Regions from separate parts of the Homo sapiens genome. Here region 1 is linked to region 2. The links are chromatin loops, found by intact Hi-C in ENCODE. Cell type or tissue: PC-3. All regions are shown on one strand.

Evidence for each region. Peaks named below come from ENCODE experiments on the same cell type or tissue, not always from the same donor. Only the 100,000 strongest peaks of a DNase experiment are listed, where the experiment ranks them.
Region 1: it touches region 2 in a loop (2.8-fold over the local background); 3 of 110 quality-filtered maps call a loop at or near these places.

Annotation. Positions count from the first base shown.
Region 1 is chr4:172,847,352-172,855,351 of GRCh38, reverse strand. The region is part of intron 7 of GALNTL6 (polypeptide N-acetylgalactosaminyltransferase like 6); the gene reads right to left. Among named protein-coding and RNA genes, the nearest start is that of GALNTL6-AS1, 120 kb to the right of the region's middle. In PC-3, no CTCF peak of the experiment used is centred here; a DNase peak (open chromatin) is centred at 4,311; H3K27ac peaks cover 1,812 bases.
Region 2 is chr4:172,993,586-173,001,585 of GRCh38, reverse strand. The region is part of intron 10 of GALNTL6 (polypeptide N-acetylgalactosaminyltransferase like 6); the gene reads right to left. Among named protein-coding and RNA genes, the nearest start is that of GALNT7, 170 kb to the left of the region's middle. In PC-3, no CTCF peak of the experiment used is centred here; a DNase peak (open chromatin) is centred at 4,815; H3K27ac peaks cover 1,874 bases.

The DNA of each region.
Region 1 (8,000 bases), 150 kb after region 2:
TTCCATTACAATCAAAATAAATACAAAATACTAAAAATAAAAACTGTAAATTTCTACCACTTAGACAAACTTAAGCACCACAGTGGTATGTGAATCACATTTTAGGAAAACTATTTGTAAAACCATTCTCTGTGTGTTTCTTTTTTTTTTTTTTTCACCTCAAAGTTCTCAGGATCCTGACTAGCTTTCCACTTGCATAATTTGCTCTCTTCAGGTGGGTTCTTTTGCTTTTTGTTTTTGTTTTAAATAAAACATAGCTTTGCTTGAACTTAGATGATGGATTATTTTAAATTCTGTCTGTAGAAGAAAGCTCAGTAAGGCATCAGTCACTTTTTGTAAAAATGTGTTCTAGATTTACTGAGGCATCTTTCCCAAGTCAATTTCATAAATATTATTTTACCACCTACTGTTATTTTGCCACCTACTGTTATTTTACCACCTACTACTTACAGCAGGATCTGTCCTGGTATTCTGAAAGGTACAAAAGAAAAACATGATAGAAGTACTTCCCATTTTTAAAGAGTTTACCGTCTAGTTGCGATGACTTGGAGAGGCATATAACTCACTATAGTACAACACCAACAGAAAGTGAAAAAGCAATAACAAGGAGAAAGAGTTAATTTCAACTAGAAGGTCAGGAACATTTTCATAGAAGAAGGAGAAATTTAGTTTGGCCTTGAAGAATGGAGAGGGTTTTTTTTACAATTGGATATAGAATGGGGAAAGACATTCTAGTTGAAAGGAGTGACTTTTGGGAGATGGGAAAATTTAGGCTATTCTGATAGGATGAGTATAGGGTGTTGAAACTGTCTCTGTCAGGAGAGCATACAGCAATGTATAATGATGTATATTCTTATAAAAACATAAAAGGCTCCATACATCTTCCCCTCTAACTCACACAGCTGGCTGAAATTTACCATCCATTTTAATTCTTTGGTTTATATTTGCTTAATAAAGATTTTTTTGAATTCAAACTATTTATACTTATATTCTATGACATATACAAAAATACAGTAGACATTTTCTGTGCTGAAAGAGCTTAAAATTAAATAGTCACAGGAAACTTAGACAAACCAAAGGCCCACCGAGTGTGGAGATTGAGTAGTTACCAGAATTTAGAGTAGGATATGGGCCAAAGTGGATGGGAAGGTGTCAACGAGGAGGGGAGTCTTCCTCTTGGCTTGAAGAAAGGTAGGACAAGGAAATGCAATGAGGAAAAGGAGAAGCATTCTGGGAGTGAATGCATGTGGTATACTTGAGTAAGACAGTTTGCCTTAAATATAGAATACCTGCAGTGAATACATCTAGGAAGGAAAATTTGGGCCAGATTACATTGGATCTTGAATGCCTGGAGAGCAGTTTGGCAATTGCCTTGTATGAAGTTATTGGAGGTTACTGAGAAAAGAATAAAACAAAAACATAAAAACATAGAGTTGGAGAGGATATTAGAGGTCATTGAATCTTCTCTCCTCATTTTATGAAGAGTCTAAATTACTTTGCCAATACTACATAGAATATTTGGCAGACCTGCTTTGGAAAGCAGGTTTCCATAAAGCAAAGACATAAAAATTATATTAGGAATATAAATCTGGCAGGTATTCTCTCTTGTAATGCCCTTTCAACAATACAAATATGTTACCTCAGTGGCAGAATGCAATAAGCTATTAGCACAATTCAGTTGATCTGATTAGCTAGTCAGTCACTTTGTAAGGCAGTTAAATGAGTGAATGGGTTGTTGGGGAAGAGTTAAGGCCTCCAAATATGAGGTGCTATCCTGAGAGCTCAGATATTCATGACCATCTTTGCAAGAATCAGTACGAAAGCCTGGGACACCCAAATGCAGAGGTGAAGGTGGAACCTTAAAGACAACTTTGTCAAACTGCATAGTGGGAAGATGAGTGTGGGCCATCCAGACTGTTTTAAAGAGGATACAGTGATGTTGATAGGAGGTACACGATGTGATTATGTGACTATGTTACCTCAGATAGCCTTATGTAGCTTGCTGGAATTTCTCTCTTCTTGCTGAAGAAAGCAAGTGACTATGTTGGGGCACCCCTCATGGCAAGGAAGTGTGGGTGCTCACCAGCTAACACCCAGAAAAAGCTGAAGCTTTCAGTCACACAGAACTGAATTCTTTCAACAACCTGAGTAAGCTTGCAAATGGATACTTTCCCAGCTGAGCTTCAGATGGGACTACAACCTTGGCCTGTGTCTTGATTGCAGCCTTGTGAAACCCTATGCGGGGCATCCCATTAAGATGTGCTCAGACTCCTGACCTGCAGAAACCATGAGATAATAAATGGGTGTTGTTTAAGTCGTTAATTTTGTGAAAATTGGATTACATAGCACTGGGTAACTGACAGGTCCAGCTTAGTACTTAACCTAAAGTAATTGTTCAATAAGTGTTAATTTTTTCTCCCTCCTCTAGTATATATATTTTTATGTGATTTTTCCTTGGCTCTTCTTTAAATCATGGTTTATCATAACACACCCATGGGATAGGTGCAACTGGACTTATATCATTTTTGGTACTCATTCTTTTTTTGATCCGGTTTCTTTATCAGCAACATGGTATTAGTTCCTATAACTCCATTACAATACCAAGGTGCTAATGAAAAATCCAACCTACAAAAATTTATAATAGTCCTATGTATATAAACACATTAGTGTTCTTGCCTTTCCGGAAAACAGTTTTATTATCACTTACTATCTCTATGATCCACTGACTTCTCATTGTCAAATCTCCCTTACCCCGAATAAACATATACTCTAGGTAAACTCAATGCTGCAAGACTGCTAGTTTTCACCAAAAACTTATGTCCCCCTTTCACAGTGTAGAGTTATTGCTGGAAGGTGGCTGCTCACCCAGAAACTCTCTATCCTAGCACTGTCTTGCTTAGTTGTGATCGTGACTGAATTTAAGTCAACGGGATGTGGGCAGAGGTAATGTATTTCCAAGTCTTGGCCTGCTAATTTTTCCATGTGATCTACCACATCATCTTTCCCTTCACTATCACAAATGAACACTCTGAGGCTACAGGGGCTGATGCAGTCTCAAAATGGAAGGAACCTGGGACTCAAATGTAGGCCCCTCAAATAAGGCTGCCCCTGAAACACTCAGTTGGAATTAGAGTGAAAAAACACTTCGAATATGCTGAGCTGCTGAGGTTTTGGGGTTTACTATAGAAGCTACTAGGGTTACTGTAATTAATATGCTCTGTAAATGTAGCTTTAAGACAAGTCCCCAACCAGTGGGCAATGCCTAGACACTTCTTATGTGGAAAATCCTGAAGCTGTCACACTTGCCAAGGCTAGGACTAGAGTATTCCCTGAACCTGAAGATGGCTCAGATTGGCTGGGGTTGAGATTTTGCTGTCCTTTCTCCTTGGTTACCTAAACCTTCTTTGCCTCTCTACCACCAGCTGGCTGCTGTCCTGGTCTAATCAGGCAGAGCATCCAGAATCTTGTCATTTGAACACTATCTAAACACCTTAAATATTGGGGCTACTTAGAACTCATGTTGCTGTGACCCAGCACTCTCTCCCTACCCCTGACAAGATGAGTCTCTTTGGATGCCAATGTGGGTGAATCAAACCAGAATATGCTTTGCCCTTTTGGAAACTAAACTGGGTTTCTTTGTCTCCAACTTGTGACTGATCCTATAATGAAGTCATTGCCCAACTTCCTTTTATCTTCTGTGCATTCTCAACGATCCCATTGCTACAGAAACAGTATGGCTTGTGGCCATACCTGTCCAAGTTATAATAAATATGTGATCCTGGCCTTAAAGAAGGTTCTTGATTTTAGTTAGTGAACTGAAGCACACGTCTTTATTTGTGAGTAGTTGTGACAGTAGTCATATATTGTGAAATAATGATATATATATGTATATATGCGTGATATATATGTGTGATATATATATGTGTGTGTGTGTATATATATATATATGTAAGTACATACATACATATATATATAATCTGCCCCTGATTTTTGGCACAAAGCTTCTAAACCCTTGTAATTTCCTGAGCCATAAGGGTGCTAGGAGAATCTTAGGTTCTAATATTTGGTCTTTGATCCCAGGTCCTGACACAGAGCTTTTAAGACCTGTGTAATTTCCTGAGGAACAGGAGCATCTGACACAGAGCTTTTAAATCCCTTGATATTTCATGGGTGATAGTAGATTCCTTTGTTCTAAAGGGCAACACTTGAATGGGGGCTGGTCACCAGAAAGACTGAGCCACGATTAGAAGCTTGAAACTTAAAACTCAGCCCCACCCCCATTCTCTGGAGAAGGAAGGGGGGCTGGAAATTGAGTTAATAATGAGTCATGCCTATGTGATGAAACTGCCATAAAAAATCCTGAACCATGTGGTTTCAGAGAGTTTCTGAATCACTGAACATGTGGTGCTTAGAAGATGGTGCACCTGAGGACATGGAAGCTCCCTGCCTCTTCCCCTGTCCCCTGCCCTACACATCTTTTAATTTGGCTGTTCAGCTGTATTCTTTGTAATATCCTTTATGATAAATGGGTAAACATAGGGAAAATCTTTCCCTGAGATCTATGAGCCTTACTAGCAAAGTAATAGAACCCGTAAAAGGGGTCATGGGAATTCTCAACTTATTGCTGGCTAGTAGGAAGTACAGGTTACAACATAAGACTTGTGATTGGTGTCTGAAGTGGGAGACAGTCTTGTGGGACTAAGCTTTTCACCTGTTGGATCTGGTGCTATCTCCAGGTAGATAGTGTCAGAATCAGTAGAATCACAGGACGCCCATCTGGAGTCTACTGGAGAATTGGTTGTTGGTGAGGAGAAATTCCCGTATATTTTAGTGACCAAGCGGTGAAGTATTCCGTGATAAGCGTGAATGTAGAAGAAAAAACAGTTTGTTTTTCCCTTTCTAATACACATATGTTTTAGGATTTTAAGAAAAGTTATTACCCTATATATTCTGGACTCCTTTGTCAAGTGTAATCCATAGTTATCCTGCTCTATAGACTGGTTCTATAAGTGATCTCTTTTAACTTGAGTCTAACAAAGTTTATGAACCTCCAATTCAATCATATTTCCCTGTGGCCAATTGTTATTTTCTCTTCTTGAAGATAATACTGAAAGACCAATAATCTTAAATATACCTTGTCCTACACAAGATGCCAAGGAGACTCACAGTAAGGTGATGTGAGGGCTAGGAGGTCCATGTTTGCTTCTGTCCAGTGCTCTGTCCTGTAGACAGCTGCTGGCCCTCATTCTTTTCATCTTCTAGGCTTTTAGGACTGCCTAAAAAACTCCCAAACCCAAATATGCCAGATCAAGTAAGATTAATCCATGGTTTCCCTTCCAAAAGATGCTCTCACGTAGTATGAAGAGGAAAGACTTTAGGAGGTCGCACCTTTCCAGCAAGAAATTAAGTGACATTTTTGCCAAGTGTTAAAGATTCTCGACAACCTGAGTGAGCATATGGTTTCCTTCTCCGTTGCCTCAGCCTCACACATACTCTCATGCTGTACCTAACCTGTTTTTCTTAAAAAATTGTTTCAATGATTCCTTGTCAGCACGACAAATCAAACAGTTTGACAAACTCTCTGTGATAGACCTCTAGGTTTTGCATGTAGATTAAAAACAAGATAAATTATTGTTTTATTACATAAAAACTTAAAAACATAGAAAAATAGAAAGTGTCTTATTTGGGGGAAATAAATATTATCATATTGTAAACTATAGCTGGCTTGTTCAACACATTCACTTTATTTGTGTTTACTTAAAGTGAATCATATTTTCTATTCTTAGTTAATATATCTTAAGGTAAATGGATGCCATTCATTTGCTCATTCATCCATCTACTCTCCCATTCATTCATTCATTCATTCAACATTTTTTGAGAGCCTATTCTAAGAACTCTTGGGCCACAATGGTGAATAAGTCAGTCTTACATTTACAGAACTAATGCTCAGAGTCTATTTGATTATTTCTCCCTCATTTTGAATGAGACATTTTTTCACTTTCTTTTGTTATTTTCTGAGGTGCACCTTCAATTGGGATTCTATGAGCTAGTGTCTTGTTCAATATCCTGAGAATTAATGTGAGCCCTTCTTCAGATATTTTGGCTCTCAATCTTCATCAAGTTTCCTTTGAAAAATTGTCTTCCTTTTACAAAAAGAGGATTATATTGAAAGAACTGAAATCTGTCTTGTCCTACAGGTCAATAGTAAAATAACATAAACTAAGATAGGGACAAGGACTGAAATCTTGGTATCTCCCCCAATTCAACTTGTTAACGTTTTTTCCTTTTAGTTGCTTTCAGGGGATGGGGATGGCACCCAACAGTATTTCTTGGTGGTGGCTTCCCTCAGCTGTGGCTTCTGAAGCAGACTTTCAGTGACCATTTTAATGATGAAGATTCTCACTGGCAGCTACTCTCTGTGGTGTTTGTTGAAAACAAATGACAGTGGCTGCTCCTTTCAGATGGTAACTGCTCTCAGTCTTCCAGTAGCTTCTGCTAGAGTGGCAAACCATGTCCAGGAAGTTCTAACATCTGTTTCCACTGGCAGCTGGAGAAGAACCCTTACTCCCTATCATTTCCAGTAACTTTTGCCTTGCAGTCCAAAGAAGTTCTCAGAATGAGTTATTTGGAGGACAAGGTTGGAGAACCTTAAAAATAACCCTTTTAATGTGCATTAGATAGTGGCATCCTTTCCAGCTATCCCCTAACTCTCTTGGCTGTGCCAGACTTCTTGTTGACTCAAGATGAGGTCTTAAACTTGCTCAGAGAGCCAAAGAAACCAGCAACTACTTCTCTTTTCCCAGAAGGGTCTGAATCCAGATAACTGAGACGTTTCCCCTGTCTATTCATTCATCCAGCTAATATTTTTCTTAAGTGTCTATTCTAAGAAATATTGAGGCTATAATAGCAGCTCCATTATACTCAGAGCTTTCTGAAAATATTTATATATTATTATGTTAATTACATGAATATTCACACGAGTATAGAATTATTACTTGTAATAAATACAGGTCAATGAAAAGGAAACACGGGCTGTTATAAAAGAAGGTAATGACAGGAAGGATGCTTAGATGAGTCTACCCTAGGGAGGTGACATTTAAGCTCAGATCTGAAAAGCTTCAGTGAAGTAGTATTTCTTCTGGAAGAGGAGCAGGTTTTCAGGGTCATGTACACGAGACATAGGTCATAACTTTTGAGATGATTTAAAGATATCCCAAGAGAAGAAGCCAAGTCATTTGTAGGATATGTCAATCCAATCCAAAGAAATCTAGTTCAAAAAAAATTTTGGACTAAGACATAAACATGGGTGTCACCTTCACCTTTGTATACATAATGATTAAAGCTTCTAGATGTACATAATACAATTGCCTATGGGGAGGGTGAGGTGTATGTAGATAGAGGGTCTCTCAGACTGAGCTCTAAGTAGCTCTCATACTTAATGGTTAGTAGAGGAAGAAAGCTGGGTGAAAACCCAATCTTAAGACCCCTAGTTGTGCACTCTCCCTGGGAGTTTAGGGATCCCTCATGTCTTGTAAGTTTGGAAACTGATTTACATAGATGTCCTCATACCCTCAAAAAAGTGAGGCAATATAAAAAGATACTTATGTGAAGATTACATGAATGTTCATCTTCTTTGTTAGACTGAAAACTTAATGAGGGCAGAGAATGTCTCATTTGCTCACCCAATTCCTAATACTTAGGATAGTGCCTGGCCCATACGGGAACACAGTGAATGTCTGCTGAATAAATTCATCCATCACAACCTTTGGGAATAATATAGCAACTTAAACAGAAAAAGTAGGATTAAATGTTTCAGCAACGGAATTACTTAGAATAAAATAATAATAAATATATATATAAACATATACACACAAGCATACACAGAGAAAATTCATCTTCTGTTTACAAAAAAATTGATCAGTACAAACTTTCTCATTTGTGCACGTGTCTTAACTTTGTCTACCTGGGTGGAAGAAATATGAAAATATGAATTTTAAAAA
Region 2 (8,000 bases):
GTGGGTTACCTTTTCATTCTGTCAATTGTGCCTTTGATGCACAAAAGTTTTAACTTTCATGAAGTCCAATTTATCTATTTGTTTTCTTTTGTTGCCTGTGCTTTAGTGTCATATTTAAGAGATCATTGACATTCCAATGCCATGGAGATTTTCCCCTATGTTTTATTCTGAGTTTTATAGTTTTAGCTCTTATGTTTAGGTCCATTTAGAATTAAATTTTGTGTATAGTGTAAAGTAAATTTTACAACCTCATTTTTTTGCACGTAGATATATTAGTTTGAAATGGCTTCCGAAGGAAAGCACCACAAACCAAGTGGATTAAACTACAGCAATTTATTGCCTGACAGTTTTGGAGGCTAAAAGACCAAGATCAAGGTGTTTGCAGGTTGGTTCCTCCTGAGGGCTGTGAAAGAGAGTACATAATATGCTTCTCTCCTAGTTTCTGGTGGTTTGTGGCAATCTTTGATGTTCCTTGGCTTGTTAACATATCATGCTGGTTTCTGCTTTTATGTTCACTTGATGTTCTGTTTGTGTGTGTGCTGGTGTCCAAATTTCCCCTTTTTATGAAGACACCAATCATATTGGATTGGGGCCCACCATACTCAGAATAATCTCATCTTAATTAATTACATCTGCAATAACCTGATTTCCAAATAAGGTTACATTCTGAGGTACCAAGGATTAGGATTTCAACATATAAATTTTGGGGAGACATAATTCAATCCATTAGTAGTGGATATCCAGTTTTCCCAGCACCATTTGTTGAACAGACTGTCCATTCCTTATTGAGTGATATTGGCACCCTTGTCAAAAATCAATTAACTTTGCATGTGAGGGCTTATTTCTTGGCAATCTATTGGATTCCCTTGGTCTATATGTCTATCTTTATGCCTGTACCACACATTTTTTGGATTACTGTAGCTTTGTATTAAGTTTTGAAATTAGGAAATGTGGGTTCTCCAACTTTGTTTTTCTTGTTCAAGATTGTTTTCATTATTCAGGTTCCTTTGAGATTCCATATAAATTTTAGGATGGGTTTTTCTATTTTCACAAAATATTCCATTTAGATTTTGATAGATTGCATCTAATCTGTAGATCACTTTGCGTAGTATCACCATTTAACAATAACACGTTTTTAAATCCATGAACATGGGATGTTTTTCCATTTATTTAGATATGCAATTTCTTTCAGTAACATTTTGTGGTTTTTTATGAGTCTTTAGACCCATTTGTTAAATGTGTTTCTACTCTCATTTATTTTTCGGGAGACATATAATGTAGTGGTTAAATGCACATATTCTGAAGTTAGACTGCCCAGAGTTTGATTTCACCATTTAGTAGGGCTGCATGGCATTAAGCAAGTTAACTTAACTTATTTTTGCCTCAGTTTTTTTCCTTAAAATTAAGGATAATGCTTCATAAATGTGATGTGAGTATTAAATGAGATTATACATATATTTGTTTTAGTGTATGGACCATATTATGTGCTCAATAGATGTTAATGTTTCATAGTAGTAGTAGCAGTAGTATCAAGATGTAGTAAGAAATGAGACTGGGGCAGTGTATTGGTGCCATTTTGTGAAGAGTCTTAAATATCAAGATAAGGGATTTAGACCTTGTTCTGTTGGCAAAAAGATCATTAAATGTTTTTGAGAACAAAAACTTGTTTTAGACAGTAAATTCTGGTGATTATGAGAAAGACAGGTGGAGAGTTATGTAATTGTCATAATGGGTACTAGTTCTAATTGGCAATGAGAATCTGAACTAATGATAGAATGTATCCAAATAATATATCCAAATTATATATATATATATATAATATGTATTCAAAAGAAGATATGTGTTTAGACATTTTAAATAAAAATTACAGCTCTTGACAACTGTTTCCATGAGTATAATAAAGAAGGCATGCTGAGTTTGAGGTGTCTCTGGGACATCTATATATAGACACCTAGAAGTCTGAAATTTGGAAGATGGGTCAGGGTAAGAAATGCCTATTTGGGTATATGCTCTTATCTACTGTTCTACTAATATTTTGCTAATATTCTACTAATATTTTGCCTTTCAACTTCAAATCCTTTTTTGCCTTAGTTTGTGATTCTCAAGATGGACCCTGTAGATATTTCTCCTTTGTCAGTGGATACAATTTTGTCAGTGGATACAATTTTGCTAATAGAGGGTGCTGGAAGGACACTGGAAGGGCTGAGCAGGAGGAAGGTTTTTCGTGTGTGTGTGTGAGTGCGCACGCATGCACAGTTTTTCCATGTGATAGCCAGTAAATGGGCATGTGGGGTGGGGTGGAAGAGAGCAGCCCTCGCAGGAGTGGCCCTCAGAGATAAGCAGCAGCTGCTATGTCCTGCAAGTTTCTTTATCACTACCAAGCTGCATGTATATGACAGCCACACCACATCAAATGAGGCCTGAATCTCAACCTTGGCGTGGGAAAAGTTGGAGAGTTCTTCTAAGTTTCCAAGTTCCTGCCTTGCTCACATTCCTCAGCCCTAATGATAGTTATTGTTTTTTGGAGTTGCTGCTTCAGTACTCCCTAGAGCCCTCTTTTACCCCTTTTACCAGCCAACGTTTTTTTTTTTTTTTTAATATTAAAATGTCCCTATTCAAATTACTGGTGTGATTTCTGTCTTCTGGCTGGACTTGGACTGATGCAACCACGTATGAGTAAGAATTGAAATAATAGAAGTACATGATCTCACTCAAGCAAAGAATAGAAATGAATTTGAGAAGATTGAGGGGGGAACTCCAGGGAATGACTTTTTTTGAAAGTGAGCAAAGAAAGTGTAGCTAGAAATAAGAAGGAGAAAATAAGAAGAAATCATAAAGAAGCCTGGGAGAAGAGTTTCAAGGTGGGAGGGGTGAGCTGCAGTGTCAAATTTCATAGAGGGATCCAGTAGGGGAGGCCTAGGGAGAGGCTGTTGGATTTGGCAATAAGGAAGTCACCAGAGACCTTTCAAAGGACAGTTTCTGTGGTTTCATGAATGAAGGTAGAAGACAGATTGCCAAGAGGACTGAGAAAAAAATGGAAGGTGAACAGAGTCAACAAATGGAAGTTTCTCTTTCAAGAAGCTTGATAGTGATGGGAATGATATATACAGGAGAAAAGCAGAATTAAAATAAACATTTTGGGGATAGGGATATTTGAGAATAGAATTACATATAAGCCCTAACATAATTCATTTGAGACTCTGATAAAAAAATTGTGAAGTGCTTGTAGAAATTAAAAGCAGCATATAAATGCAACATACTAGGAATGCTTTTGTGATTCTTATAGGATTTTTCACTATTTAAGGCTTTGCCTCATAGCCATCACACCATTTTTGCTTAAACAGATCCATTCCACCTCTAATTGCTCCATGCTAGTCACATCCAATGACTGCTGGCAGAGACCACCTAGTGCCTTTCCTTCAAATTATGCCTGCAGAGATTTTCTTCCTATCTTGTGCACATTTTCCTTTTCTGAATTTACCATAAATGTAATTGCTTTGGCATCTCTCTCTTGCCCTGGGACTTGTTGGGACTACTCATTTCAGAAGCTGGCTTACATTATGCAAGAGAAAGAAGAGCCCACAGCAGAAATATTATCAGAGGGCCCTTAGGTTTATATGTGTTCTGCTTCAAATCACCTTTTCCTAAAGCCATGTCTTGCCACTTGAAGCTAAGCATTTTATTATTTGTGAAACATGTCTGGCATCAAAACAAAAACTTTTTTACTTGTGTGAATTTATGGGGAACATGAGAAATTCCATTACATGCATATAAAGCATAGTGACCAAGTCAGGGTATTTACGGTGTCCATCTCCCAAACACAATACATTTTTATGAAGTATAGTCATGCCACTCTGTTATCAAACATTGAATTTACTCCCTCTATCTTACTGCATGTTTGTACTCTTTAATCCACATCTCTTCACCCTTCCCCCTGCCCCCACTCACCCTTCCCAGTCTATTATCACAAAATAGAAAGTTTTAAGTTAAGGATCTCTGGCCAAAAACAAGTTGATTTTCACAAATAGACACAGAGAGAAATTCATATAAATAAGCTACTCTACTACCTTTTGGGGTTAGGATAAGCAACTCTTTTCTGCTAGAAGGAAAATAAATTAAGGTTCTTACTGAACTGGATGCTTTCACGGGCATCATTTCACTTCCTCATCTGCACTCTCGCCATGCTGTGTTTTCATTCACGTTTGCAACTGAGGCTCCGAGAAAGTAGGTGGTTTGTCCAGTACTATCCAACCAGCAGACAGCAGGCAGGATTCGCACCCATGTCTAATTCCTAGACCTGGGCTCTTTTTACCAAGCAAATGGTAATGGTTATAACTAATTCACTGGAAAAAATGTCATTTTAGGCGTTAAATCTGTGGCAACTGCTTTACTGAGCTCAAGGAAACACATGGAAATTAAAGAAGGCTGTGAGTCCTTGGGTTTAGAAAAGAAGTGATCCTAGTCAAAAATAGGATTGGAGTCTGGTACAGATAGAGACACTGAAGTGGAGTTAGAAAGAAAATCACTTTAACACTCGGGGCTGCCAAGGGATGGAGACATGACAATGAAGTCTTCAAAATACAAGACTGAAGAAGAAGACCTGGTTACCCATGAGTGGCTTGACTCTAGGGGAGGCTGCGGTGGCACAAGAAAAGGCACCATGGAGTAGCAATAGGAGCAAACATCTCCTAACCTTTGCAAGAGGCTCTAGATTTTAAACCTGGACTTAAAAAAATCCATTTCTGAAAGGAAAAGTTAGAAAATGGCAGAAGAGTGGTGACTTCATCCTGACTCATACAGTTCACTGGAAAGTAGCTCGTCTTGTGATCAACAGCCAGGGGTACATCACTCTACTTGGTTCTGCCTGAGTGCAAGTTTATTCCTGCCCTCTCATATCATCTTTGAAGATTAGAAAGCTTTGCTAGCTTGGACTTACTCTTTGTAAACAGAGCATATGGAACAATTTGTGTTTTTCTGATCACATGAGAATGAGAGCCCTCCGAAACTATTAATTCTTCTTTTAAGTTAAAAAAAGTTTTAACTTTATTTTAGGTTCAGGGGTCCATGTGCAGGTTTGTCATATAGGTAAACTTGTGTCATGGGGGTTTGTTGTACAGATTATTTTGTCACCCAGATACCAAGCCTAGTATTTAATAGTTATTTTTCCTGATCTCTCCTTCCTCCCACCCTCCACCCTCCCATAGCCCCCGGTGTGTGCTGTTCCCCTCTATGCATCCATGTGTTCTCATCATTTAGCTCCCACTTGTAAGTGAGAACATGTAATATTTGATTTTCTGTTCCTGCGTTAGTTTGCTAAGGATAACGGCCTCCAGCTTCATCCATGTCCCTGCAAAGGACATGATCTCATTTTTTTTATGGTTGCATAGTATTCCATGGTGTGTGTGTGTGTGTGTGTGTGTGTCACATTTTCTTTATCCAATCTGTCACTGATGGACATTTAGATAGATTCCATGTCTTTGCTATTGTGAATAGTGCTGCAATGAACATATCATGCATTTGTCCTATTACTGGGTATGTATCCAAAGGAATATAAATCATTCTACCACAGTTAAATTTTTTTCTTAGGTTTTTGTGCTGTGATTTCATAAAGTCAAGGAAAGAAGTGTTTTGTTATAGATTCTCTCATGAGTGCCCTGTTGGAACAGAGGCGTGGTCAGGTGAGGAAATAACCAAAAGCCAGCTTGGCTGACCAAGGGTTTTTGAAAACTCAGGTGACAATGTTATGTTTTGAAATGAGTTATTCAAATATTTGTTATGAGACAAAAGAGCATGGCATGTCAGAAACATGAAAGCAGGCATTTAAAACAGTTATAAGAAGTAACTTAGGAGATGAACAAGTTTACTTTAGCTCTTCTTTTTCTCCCTACAATTTACAAAACTCAGATAAGTAAATTAAGGGTGCACAAGAGGAGAGAAAATGAGATCTGATAGAAAACTTCACCGTGAGACTTCAAGAATATCTGCAGAGAAACTCATCAAAAGGATAACTGAAAATCCTGAAAGGTACTTTAAGTCAGGAGTTCATGAGTTTTCAGTATTCTGTGGGAGAAAGAATCTACGGGAATAGCAGTTCCTGTGCTCCACTTGAACCTGCGTCAAGATATTTAAAAGCAGGGAATGCTGCTTTGAAGGAAAGCCACAGAAGTTGGCTTATGTGCTGTGGAGACAGTGTGGCCCCCTTCCACTCCCAGATTGTGGGAAGAAACCTCAAGTGGCCTGCAAGCTGGACGTGGCTGGTCATCATATTTCCTGCATCATCAGTCAGAAAATGGCATGCAGCTGTATTTTCACTGAACCACACTGTGCGGGGTAAGCAGCTGATCTTTTAACTAATGTCTCCACATTTAATATTCCTGTCATTTTTTTTCTAGAGTGCTATTTTATGAATATAAACACTTCTCCCAATGGTTGGATTCATATATGAATTGCCAATAAATCTAAGATTTGCTCTGGTTCTAGTACAATCATGAAAAGCCACTTCCAATATTATCCTCAAAGCCAAGGGCCATAGTCACAGGCTTTGAAGATAAAGCAAATTTTTAGTACTTGAAAAACTACTCACACAATATGGTGTCTAGATAAAATAATTCTCCCTTTGAAGTCAGGTCAGATGGTTGAAATGTGAGCAGGTTGAAAATATGGTCTAATATACAGTTGTTAAGCTCTGTGTAAGATTCAGGACCATTAGTCCATGAAGACCTGCAATCAAAATCATGGGACTGGTTCTGAGGATATGACCTTTTAGCCCTGGACAGGATGGCAGCAAAACCCCTGAGACCCATGGGGCTTTTCAAGTTCTCTAGAGAAGTAGATTCTCTTGAGCCCATTCTTGAGTGTAATAGCCGGTCTTCTAAGGAAGGCCTGCAAATTGTCTTTATTTTCAGGTAAAATAATTCACGGTCTGGGTTATCTATTGCGAATGTCAGCACTGCTAAACACATTCAACATATTAAAAGAGATGACTTGGCTCTTTAAGGGGAACAAAGGTGAAAATGTCAAATTTCATTTGGCATATGAAACTGTAATGTAACATTTGTAAAGTATTTCATGGTATAACTACTTCCCTGAAATATTTCTCTGTGAGCCTTAAATTATAAAGCAATGGCCTTTCTGTTTTGTGGAGCTCACAGCTGAGGTGTGGTAAAAATACATCTTCAAACTATTTCTTAACTCCTGCTCTAAAATCAAACTAATGGGGACCTAAACTGTTGAATTTCAAAGGTCTAGCCTTAAAGTTCCAAGTCACACTGACCAGCAGTCCATCACTGTTTCCTGTAGCAAGGAAAATTCATGCAAAACTGATAGGGAAAACTGATTGATATTTTCTATAAAAAAAGCAAATATACTCCTTCCAAACCAGTGACATCAGAAATGCTACCCAGGGCACCATCTTATACAACAGTTATTGTAGTAATCTGATAATATGTGAATGCTCCAGTCAGCTTTCTGAAAAATCTCATACGTGCTTCTCATTTAAGCATTTTATTTAATCTCCCTCCTCAAATTTCTTACTGTGGATGCAATGAATCATGCTAGATTCAATGAGTGGATAGTTCTGACAATGAACGGGTTGGGGTTTGGTCGGACTGTGATATGAAGGGTGGGTGTCAAAAGCCAATATTTTTTTTGTTTGTTTGTTTTTGAGATGGAGTTTCTCTGCTGTTGCCCAGGCTGGAGTGCAGTGGCACAATCTCGGCTCACTGCAACCTCCGCCTCCTGGGTTCTAGTGATTCTTCTGCCTCAGCCTCCCGAGTAGCTGGGAGTACATGCATGTGCCACCATGCCCGGAAAAGCCAAGATTTATCCTTTCTTGGGAAGACAGTGAGATTATTTCTCCCTGAAAATAAAGCAGAACAGAACAAAACAAAATGATAACAGAGCAAAACAAAAGAGGTTTTGAGGGAAGCGAACAGTAGTCTAGTTCTAGTTCTAATTAGCCCCATTGCATGCACAACCTAATCAGCCAGTCCAGGCCATAT